Linked DNA regions of Mus musculus: region 1 is linked to region 2. The links are chromatin loops, found by intact Hi-C in ENCODE. Cell type or tissue: heart. All regions are shown on one strand. Links, peaks and the distances in the headings refer to the core of each region. The heading gives the core; the rest is flanking DNA.

Region 1 (5,374 bases), core at 238-5,237, 70 kb before region 2:
TGGATTTCTTTCCATGAATCTGGCTACCCGTTTGTTTGGGGTTTTGTTTTGTTTGCCTGCTTGTTAAGACTTCCTTGCTGGCTCATCTTCCTCCCAGCCATTAGAGGCTGGGTTTCCCACAGCGTTGACTTATACCCTTTTCTCTTCCTTGGCCTGTGTTCGGTAGAAGTATTCATTCATGCCCCCAGACCCAGTTACCATCTATACAACGATGATTTCCAAACTTGAAGTTCCCTCATCGGAACTCCAGACATGAACTTTCAACTCCCTACCCAACAACTCCATCTAGCTGTCCCAGAAGCCTCTCAAACTAATACATTCGTTCATGTTTCTCATTCCTACCATCCTATCTCATTCTCTTTCAGGATCCGAGACCACGGGATACAGTGCACCTGTTCTGTCCTCTGTTGTATGATCCTAGAGATACATGTGCGGCCCTTGCTGTCCACTCCCAGACAACGATCACATTCTGAGAAAATATTCTGGACTTATCCACTCTGTACCTAACAACTAACACTCATAGTCTGCACCAAAGTCAATGATCTTATGGTCAAAATCCGTAGCATTGTCTAAACTGCCCTGTTATCCCAACCATGGCCCTCACCCTCTGGCCCCAACTCTTGTCATTGACCTGCCCAGCCTAAGCTGCTTTCTTTGATTCCTGGAAGGCATAAGCATGGTCTGAGCCTCATTTTCCCAACTCTCCCTTTACATTCTAGTTCAAGCTGAATACTCCTAAGAGCATCTTCCCTTGGCCCCTTCTCGCTTAGCCACCCTGACAGCCTAGATTCTGTTCTTCGGATCTTTCAGCGCACCATGCATCTTCCTTCATGATGCTGACTATCTTTACAATGTCATTCTTATTTGACTTCCTGCAAAGACATCACTTCTCTGTGGACGTGAACCCAGTCTATTCTGTTTTCTTATGACATCTTTAGTACCTCTCGCGGTGCCTTGTAAATATTAGGTGCTCAAATCCTATTTGTTAAATGAATAAATGATTGGATGCATTTTTAAAACGACCATTATGAGTGCTGTGTAACTAAGAGGGAATAAACAAGAGCAGTCAGGGGGGCTGTCTTCACTAAGTGTGACAGCAATTGAGCTCCAGTGACATTAGCAGACCTGAGAAATATTGAAGTCGTGGGCATGACAGAGCTTGGTGAGATCTGATGTCGAGAGGTGAGGGTGAATGTTGCTCAGACCCCACCTCACTGTGACCATAACCTGAACTGAATGGACAGATGTCATTGAGAGAGGCTGAAGGAACAACAGACATGTAAGTGAGGTATGAGGGGAACAAGAGATGTTAATTAATTCACCTTGAAATCTGTAGGTTTGGAATTCCTGTTGAACTGTTCAAAAGGATGTCAGAGGACAGTTGAGTATATATGAGTTTGCATTTCAGCAGTGGTCTGGGCCAGACAAATAAATTTGGGACTCAGCAGCTTATATATGAAATTTAAAGAGTTAGACATGCAAGAAATGGTCAAGGGAAAAGGTCAGAGTGAAAGAACGCAGCTCAGGCCAGAATAGCATCACATATGCAGAGACGAGACAAGAGAACACTTCAAAGCAATAGACAGTGCCTAGGAGGAAAACCAGGAAAAAAAATGCTTCAAGGAGACTGACACATACTCAGTGGTAATGGGCTCACAGCCGCCAAGTGTCCATTGGAGTTACAAGGAGGGCTCCAGTGACCTTGCTCAGAAGCTTCGGTGGATGTCAGAGACAGAATGGAGTGGATTTTTAAAATGAATGGGAAATTAGGGGCTCAGAATGCAACCTACAAACAGGACTCGGAAGAGGCTGGAAATAACATCTGAATTGGAGAGGGAAAACTGCTCCTAAGGAGCACTCTAGTCGCTGCTAGGCCTCTCTGTCAGGCTGAGATGGGAACCCCGCCGGTCCCAGGGCACACCCCTCGGTCGCTGAGGACAACAGAATGCAGCTTGACAGATCCCAAGCCTGGGGCTCTAGTCTGGAATCGCACGGCCTGGCTCCTACCCGGATCCAAGTCCCCTTCCCAGCATTAGACGTCCCCTCCCCCACTCTTCTATCGCCCCTCGCTCTCCCCCCCCCCCCCCCGCTCACCCCCTCCTCCCCGCCCCCGCCGGGCATCCTAGAGGATCAAGAAGCAAAGCTTTGGGGAGCGGTCGGTGTTAGGACCAAAGTGATCCTGCGGAGGGTGATTTTGCAGGCCCGCGGTAGGAAGGCGGCGAAGGGAGTTGGGTGGGGGGTAATCAGGCCTGGCTTGGAGACCTGGACTTCTGAGAAGAAGAGGCTGCAAGGGTTAAGGGCTGCTGAGGCTGGGGATCCTGCTCCCGGGGCTGGGCTGGAGACGGAGCAGCACCTACCTGCGCGGCGAGGCCCCAGGCCCAGGTGGCGAAGGTAGCTCAAGCTGCAAGGCTCCCGCAACACCGCAGCTTCTCCATCACAACATCCCCCGCCCAGGAGCGCGCAGGCCGCGAGGCCGCGCCCCGAGCGGCGGAGCCGCGCACGGGAGGGGGAGGGGCGCCATCTTGGCCGGGGCGGGGCGCGCGAGCGAGTGCGAGCCGCACTGGCTGCAGCTGCCCCAGCCGCACCCTGCAGACCCTTGACCCTCGCAAGCCCTGCGTCCCAGGCCTCCTGTCTATCCCCGCACGGCTGCACCCAACTCCCAGGACCCTGCCCAGCTCTCCCCTTCCATGCCACCGTGGACTCACCTCCGCGTCGGTCCTGCACCGACGCCGGGAGACGCGCCTAGAGCACGGAGTCTGATCCGCTAGGGAGGGGGGAAGGAGGAGGGTGGAGAGAGACACGGGTGCTGGGACCGTGGCTGCGCCTCAAGAGGCTGGCAGCCGGCTGCTCTCTGGCTCTTGTGGTAGCACTCCCTGACGTCCTGTGGATAATAATAGCGCGTATTTATTGACCGCTTACTCTGTACCAGGCTCTATGTTCAACCATTTGCTTGCATTCATCCTCAAACCAGCGCTGTGCAATTCCCACAATTGTTGTTCTCGGGATTTGAGAGGCAGGTGCTGACATTCTGAAGGGTAACACGACTTGCCCTCAGTAACAGAGTAAGTGGTTAAACTAAACCAGAACTGAGATATTTCTTACACTCTACCCGTGCCTCTGAATATAAAGCTATGACACAGCGTCCCCCACCCCGCCTCCCCCCCCCCCACTGCACTCCAGGGTAGAAATTAACTCTAGGAAAGGACCAAATGGAGAACTGAGTGGAAATTAAACAGAAATGCTGTACTTGGCTATTTTCCTGTTCACTGCAGGCCCTGGATAGACAATGAGGCAAATCTTAATGGTCAGATCCCTGACATCAAGGGCAAAGAGGGGCAGAAACCCCAAAAGCATTGTCCCCTGAGCTGTGGGCTCGGTGGGCTCTGAACATACTGAAAAACTGATTGGAGATGCATCTAAGTCTAACAGTGCCCAAATCTAAATTTGTTATTTCATCTTATGTTCATCTTCTAAAGAATTTCCCTGACGTGGAAAAGTACACACACACACACACACACACACACACATACTCTTAATGCAGGGTCACTTTATCAATCTCTGGCTTGTTCAAAGCAAGTACTCCAAAGTACTTTGAATATACTTTCATTTATCCCTGGGTAAATATGAATGTTTTAAATTTTTGTTATAGACATTTGCACTTATGTGCAAAAGTGGAGCAGTGTAACAAAACTCCCTATGTCCATCACTCATCTTGTACAGTTACTGACTTGTGGCTAAGAATCCATTGTAATCTGACAAGCACCTAGGAAATACAAACCATGTTGGATCCCAAGCCGGACATAAAGATCCCCAAAAGAATCTGGTTCAGCTGCATCCCACCTGGAAGACACGCACCTGACCTGGATCCTTGAGAAATGAGCACGTGTTACCTAGAAGGACATTCATTCATTCACTCACTCACTCTCAGCAAATAGGTGTATGGTATGACACACTGTCCTTGGTGCTAACACCCAGAAAGCAAAAGAGAGTTCCTGCTTTCATTCAGCTTACAGATTAAAAGAGGGAAGAGACACCACATAGGTAATTAAAATTATGGTGTCTTAAGGAAAAGACACGGGACACTGTGTGTGTCAGGTTATTCTGGCCCAGGAGATTTGGAAGGCTCCCACAGGAAGTAAAGTTTAAGTGTGAGGACAGGATGACATAGAGGTCACACAGAAGAGTAGAAAATTACTCAAAGTAGCAGGAGTACAGGAGGAGTGTGAAGATTGCTGTAGTTTAAAGATGGCCACCCAAACTCACGGTGAGTCGAGAGGGCCATAACCAAGGCCAGCCTGAACCCCAGAAGTCTGCCTCAACCCCTCCCACCCACCCTGGCCCCCCGGAAGTCGTGAAGGTTCAGCTTTTATGGGTGAATTTGTTCGTTCGTGGTTTAATGTATTATAGGGTTGTGTGGAGAACAGGTCTAGTATAAAAGCTAGTTTGTCTGTGTCTTTTTTTTAGCACGTCCCTCTTCTTACCATAGAGATGACCCTGTGCTATCTTAGACCCCCACAGAATCCTAACATCAAGTTGAACCTCACAAAGTGTTCACCTTGATCTTGGACATCCCAGATTCTAGAAATATCAGTAAATACCCTGTCTGTGGTACTTAGTTGTAACCTCAGAAAACAGACTAAGGCAAGTGTGGTGGTACATAAAAATGACAGAGAAGATAGAATAGTGTCAAATCAAGTTGAGCCTTCTATAGTCAGTTCTGAACGTTAAGTAGAAAATCATCAGAGGGCTGGAGAGATGGCTGAGTGGTTAAGAGCACCAACTGCTCTTCCAGAGGTCCTGAGTTTAATTCCCAGCAACCACATGGTGGCTCATAACCATGTGTAATAGGATCTGATGCCCTCTTCTATCTAGTGTGTCTGGAGAGAGCAATGGTGTACGCATATACATAAAATAAATAAATAAATCTTATATATATATAAAAGAAAGTCATCAGAGTGTGGATGTTGAGAAGGGTGGAGATCAATTAGGAGGTAATTAAGGTAGCTAAGGTGGGATGTGATGACTAAGACCTATACCAGCAGGATTAAGAATGGAGAACATTGCATAGACTCAATAAATTCAAGAGACAGAATAAACAGAAATTTAGTGATCAGTTAATTAACTGGGCATTGGCTTGAGGACATGGCAGAAAATAACTTCTAGATTTTTTGCTTTGACCAGTGAGAAAAGTCAGAGATACCACTCACCTAAAATGGCCCACCAAAATTTTTCAAATCTCATTGAACAAGGGGCTGAGGTATTCAGGAAATATTTATAGATAATCACAAACTTGGACAATCTGGCAAGAATGATGAGCATACATTAGTTATTTTTCTTTCTTTCTCTTTCTCTTTCACTTTCTTTTCTTTTTTTG
Region 2 (5,374 bases), core at 184-5,183:
CCAAGGACTGGAGATAGAGTAAGAGGCAATAAGAACAATTAGAATCTCTGCCACTATGGAGTTTGTATGTTTTTGTTTTTGTTGTTGCTGTTATGATTCTGTTTATTATTTTCTTTTTTATTAGATATTTTCATTATTTACATTTCAAATGTTATCCCCTTTCCTGGTTTCTCCTCCAAAAACTCCCTATCCCCTTCCCCCTCTCCCTGCTCACCAATCAATCTACCCACTCCCATCTCCTGGCACTGGCGGACCAAGGGCCTCTCCTCCCATTGATGACCGACAAGGCCATCTGCTACATATGTGGCTGGAGCCATGGTCCCTCCATGTGCACTCTTTGGTTGGTGGTCAGTCCCTGGGAGCTCTGTGGGTAATGGTTGGTTCATATTGTTGTTCCTCCTATGGGGCTGCAAACCTCTTCAGCTTCTTGGGTCCTTTCTCTAGTTCCTCCATTGGGGACCCTGTGCTTAGTCCAGTGGTTGACTGAGAACATCCACCTCTGTATTTGTCAGGCACTGGTAGAGCCTCTCAGGAGACAGCTATATTAGGTTCCTGTCAGCAAGCACTTGTTGGCATCCACAATAATGTCTGGGTTTGATGACTATATGGGATGGATCCCCTGTTGGGTCATTCTCTGCTCCACAGTTTGTCTCTGTAACTCCAGGAGCTTACATTTTTTATCAGGGTAAATGGATAAGCAAATATGAGATAGCAATCAAAGTATGGGGTAAAATTAGTTTGGGGAAAAGAGGGTCTGGACCTGGGAGAGTGCTGACTTCTGGGAAATTAAAGGATTCACTATAAGGGGATGCATGCCTGAGCAGAAACTTGAAATAAAAATTTGAGAACAATGTGGAGAAAAGTGCTCACTCTTGTATACAATCCTTCCACCAGTGAGATGAACCATCAAGGTTATACCTTCTAATCTTTCCCAAACAGCCCCAGCAAGGGACCAAACATTCAGATATATGAACCTATGGGGTCATTCTCATTCAAACCACCACAACCTTTGCAAAAAAAAGATTAGATGTGAAAGTTTTATTTTTGCCTAGGTCAGGGCAAGTGAAGGAGTGACACAGGCAACTTCCAGGTTGTGCCCTTCATAAAGAGGTGTGATTTCTTCTCTTCTTCATCTCACTAGTTGTAATGGGCCTAGGCAGAGGAGGTGATGAACTAACTCTCTTGGATCCTGAAAGCAAAGACTATTTGCTTAGCCTTAGAGAAAGCAGAACACTCTAACCATGGTCCTGGGAATACTCAAGCTTGAATGTGACTCAAGTGAGAGCAAACACTAAACTTCTAGTTGGACACATACATATAATTCTTTCCTTCAGGAGGTTGAGGCAGGGGAGTCATGACTTCAAGGACAGCTTTCATTTCTAGACTGGAGACTAAACCCAGGGCTTTGAGCATATGAGGCAAGTGTTGGACCACTGAGCTATGCCTCTCACCTGTGAGATCTGTATCTCAGACTTAAAACTTGAAATATATGAAATCAAACACCCTACTCCCCCCTCCCCCAAGTCTACTCTTTTTACTGTCTGGCCTATCAAAATTTCCACTGATTAGAATAAAATCTATAACAGAGGTAGGTTGCTTTCTTCCTTTCTCTCTTTCTTTCTTTCTTTCTTTCTTTCTTTCTTTCTTTCTTTCTTTCTTTCTTTCTTTCTTTCTTTCATAACTAAACCACTCACTACTAGATGTGTAGCTTGTTGAGAGAGATACAAGATGTTTGTCTTACTCGGGTTTCTTGTTGGGACTTGAGGTGGGACAGTTGGATATGCTGTCAAGGGAGGGGAGGGAAAAATCAGTGAGCGAGTGAGTCCCTAGGATTACACTTGCTTCCTACGACCACGCCCCTAATGCTGTTAGTGCCCCCAAATCAATCTTGTCATTCAGTCTCCCGCTCAGCCAGATTCTTTTTGGGCCTTTGGGGTGTCAGGTTAAAAGCAGTATGCTAGTGTGGCCTGGGTCCCGGTCCCGCCCCCAGGCCCCTCCCACATGCCTGTTGAACTCTCCTTCTAGCTCCGATTTGAGGCTCGGGCCTCCAGGATTCTGTAACGGTTCTAACAGCTGGGAGCAGGTGGTGCAGCTGAGTCCTCTGCTCTGGCTCTGGGATCTGCTACCCTTGCCCTCAGTGGCTCAGCTCTTCCAGTGCCTAGGGAGGCCCCTCCCACTGGCGCACCGGGAGCTGTCTTCTGCCACGTCTTTCCGCTAGGTGTCCTAAACTGCTTCCCTACCCAGTAGCCGGCTTTGCACTCTGGACCTTCTCAGTCTGTGGTAAAGGCTTCAGGGGACGGGAGCTTTGCTGCCTTTGAGTGACAACCCTTTTGTGTTTCCTTTTCAAGGTGGTTGCCAGCCTCCACTCTGAAGTTTTCCTCATGTGAACACAGTTTTTCCAAAGATTTTGCAAGCGTGTATCGGTCTCTGTGTTAAGTGACTGGAACTGAGTCTAAGTTCATTCACGACAGGGAGCGCTCCGCAATGAAACCTCATTCACAGACCAGTCCCCCTTCCCTTCCCATGCCTTCTACATCCTGCAGGCCAGGTGAGACGAGGCCTTGGAGGGTGGGAAGGAGCTCCTGGGCAGGGAGGGCTCCCTCTTGGACTTGTGCTAGTCCTTGACAGTGAGTGGCTCAGTAAGGGCCCTCTACTGGTCTTCCTATGCTCTGCAACTCTATATCCACCTTGCTGTCCTAACCCTACTGGCACAGCCCAGAGCCAGAACTTCTACATGTCCCTCCCTCCCTCCCCCCCCCCCCCCGCTGGGTCCCACAGGTCAGACCCAGAAGCCAAAAGCCTGGAATTGGCATTTGGACCCCGAGCTGTGGGCAAGATCTGTTCGACAGCAATTGAATACCTGCCTCCACTTTATTCTGGAAGAGAAGAAAAACCCATGGTTTTATACCCTTCAGTCTGGGCTCGTTGGATGTAGCTGCAGCGGACAAGAACACTCTTGGGACTGTCAAATGAAACAGGAGGATCTCAAGGCAGTGGTTGAATCAGAGCAGCGGACACTGCTGAAGCTGCTGCTGTCTGAGCTTCAGTCTCTGTTCTCAGCTGTGATGCAGGATGGCAGTTGTGAAGCTTGGCGCTATCTGCATGCAGTACTGGGCCTGTTGCCTCCATACCGTGAGATGCTAGCTGGTCAACTCGAGTTGCTGCCCTTCCTGGAGCAGCTGTACTGCTGGGCACCCAAGGTCCAAGCCCGGCTAGAGCTGGACCTGCTAGATGCCATAGACAAGGCCTTTCCCCCAGACAGTTCTTTGTTACATAGTTCTTCCCATGTTGACTGTGGTCTATGGATGAAGAGGTTTCATCGAGGGCCTCCATGCTCAGCATGCCCTTTTGTGAAGGCCCAGTGGGACCGGCAACAAAAAAAGGAATTGGCCACGTGGCTCCGACCATTGACACTGCCTGAGCTACAGCACTGTCTGGGCATTGTTGGTGCTGAGGTGGCCCTAGAAGAGACCCCATGGCTGGACAGCCTTAGTCTTTTGCCCTTGGCACTGGCTACAGACATCCCTGTACAGTATGAAAGCAGTGATACTGAGCAGGCAGAAGGCGAACCTGCTGGGAGAAAGTGAGTGGCATGGTTTGGGGCTTTAAGTAGAAGAGATAAAATGAATTAGTTTAGGTGCCTGCAGGGCTACTGGCTTCTTGAGCCAGCTCCTCATGGCTCTTCAGGATTAGCCCACCTCTAAAGTGAGCTGGACTAGGCTGCACCTTTTTCACTTGCAAAAACAAAGCTAATGTCTCAATGCTAATCTATAGGGAAACACTGAAATCAATAGCAGCCATTAGGAAGCCAAAACTTGACCTTGTAGTTTCCAGTCTTCTCAGACGGTGCCAGAAGCTTCTTTGGGGTTCATATTCTTGGTCATTTATATTTGCCAAAACATACTTTGGGGCATATATTGTGCTGGTCCTAGGAACTCTATATGGGGTCTTTGGTTACTCTAGGGAGTGCTTGCCTGGGTGGTCTTCCTCCACAGGTCTATGTGAACTATTCCAGGTCTAAAGCAAAGCACTGCCTCTATGTCAACTTCATGATCTGACAGTAAGGGTGGCCCCTTGAGTAATGATCTATTCCTTCCAGTCCCCCAATCTGGCTTCCAAAATCCTAGGATTTCAGAATGCCTAGAAGATCCCTTCTAGGAGTTCTTTTAGTATAGGAACTTCTTCCTAGCTCTGGCCTGCTTTTCCCTTTTTATGTCACTTGTCTATGATATATTCACTCTCTAGGCAGAAAAAAGCTAACTTTGCATGTAATCAAACATGACTTACTTGCTCATTTTTTGCTCTTAAATTTACGGTGGGCTCAATTTGTGACTTTTTCGTGACCTCTCAGATCCCTAATGGTGGGCAAGTGGGCAGGCTCCTGGAACTATGAAGGAAGGTGTCAAATGTCAACAATTTGGCTTCAATCTTCTCAGCCAAGCTTCCCTCCTGCCCCTAGCATGGGCCCAAGTCTAACTAACTCTTGGAAGACCTTAACAGAAATGGCTCTGGGCTGATATATCAGGAAGGAATCAAGTACTCATACCTGTATGAACTTGGCAGTCATCCTCTGAGGTCTAGGTAATACAGTTTACTCTTCTCCAGGACTGTCTTCCTAGGTTTTGGTTCATTTAATAACTTAATTGCTACTTGGATGTATCCAGATGCTGGGAATGTAAAAAAATTAGCCAAATAGATTTAGTTCTTTCCTATGAAATCAGTCTTACAGTTTTGTAAGGGAGATATTAGAACAAGTAAGGTATAATTAACAAATTGTAGTAAGTAGTATAAAACAAAAGGCTGTTGGCTATTGCCTGTGTACTCTTAGTGGGATGGGATTGGGAAGGGAAGGGGCTGGAACAGTAGGAGTAGAAAATTTGGATAGACATTAGATTAGTAAAGTGGGTTAGGAGGTGAAAGTGTGTCAGTGGGGCAGCAGTTAGTTGTATTACATGCTAGTGTGCATTTGGAAATGAATGGAAGACAGTGGAAGCACCATTTCATTCTTCATCAATACCTGCTTGAAAGAGAGAAAGACACTAGAATCAGAGTTTGAAGTAATTCTGGCATCTGGATGAGACTCTTGTTAAAGAAGAGGGATATTTTCAGCCTTTAAGACACAGAACCTGAGATGTAGGTACTCTGTGTTAAAGTATCTTTTATTCTCCTGTTGTAATTGTTGTCTGGAAGGCTCACTGCCTCTGTCTGCTAATTACACCTAGTCTTGGGAGCTTCTAAGTCTCCATACAATCTTATCTAGGCCTAAAATGTTTTCAGCCTCCGAGACTTGGTGCTGAATAAACTCACTCTTTCTAGTTCTTAATGAGCTCTGACTGGCTGGTTCAATTCAAGTGTACTAGCTCCAACTCTTCTC

What was found. Peaks named below come from ENCODE experiments on the same cell type or tissue, not always from the same donor. Only the 100,000 strongest peaks of a DNase experiment are listed, where the experiment ranks them.
Region 1: it touches region 2 in a loop (3-fold over the local background); 1 of 42 quality-filtered maps calls a loop at or near these places.

The regions. Positions count from the first base shown.
Region 1 is chr7:105,578,778-105,584,151 of GRCm38, forward strand. It overlaps Apbb1 (amyloid beta (A4) precursor protein-binding, family B, member 1), which reads right to left and starts at 2,714. Exons shown (of 15, transcript NM_001253885.1): 1 at 2,358-2,714. In heart, for the core only: no CTCF peak of the experiment used is centred there; DNase peaks (open chromatin) are centred at 2,504 and 2,734; H3K4me3 peaks cover 1,975 bases; H3K27ac peaks cover 1,626 bases.
Region 2 is chr7:105,648,724-105,654,097 of GRCm38, forward strand. It overlaps Dnhd1 (dynein heavy chain domain 1), which reads left to right and starts at 2,053. Exons shown (of 44, transcript NM_001370803.1): 1 at 2,053-2,218; 2 at 2,349-2,548; 3 at 2,779-3,583. The coding sequence starts at 2,485. It also overlaps a transcript of Timm10b not described here. In heart, for the core only: CTCF peaks have their summits at 2,198 and 2,644 (motif pointing left); DNase peaks (open chromatin) are centred at 2,028 and 2,648; H3K4me3 peaks cover 1,151 bases; H3K27ac peaks cover 810 bases.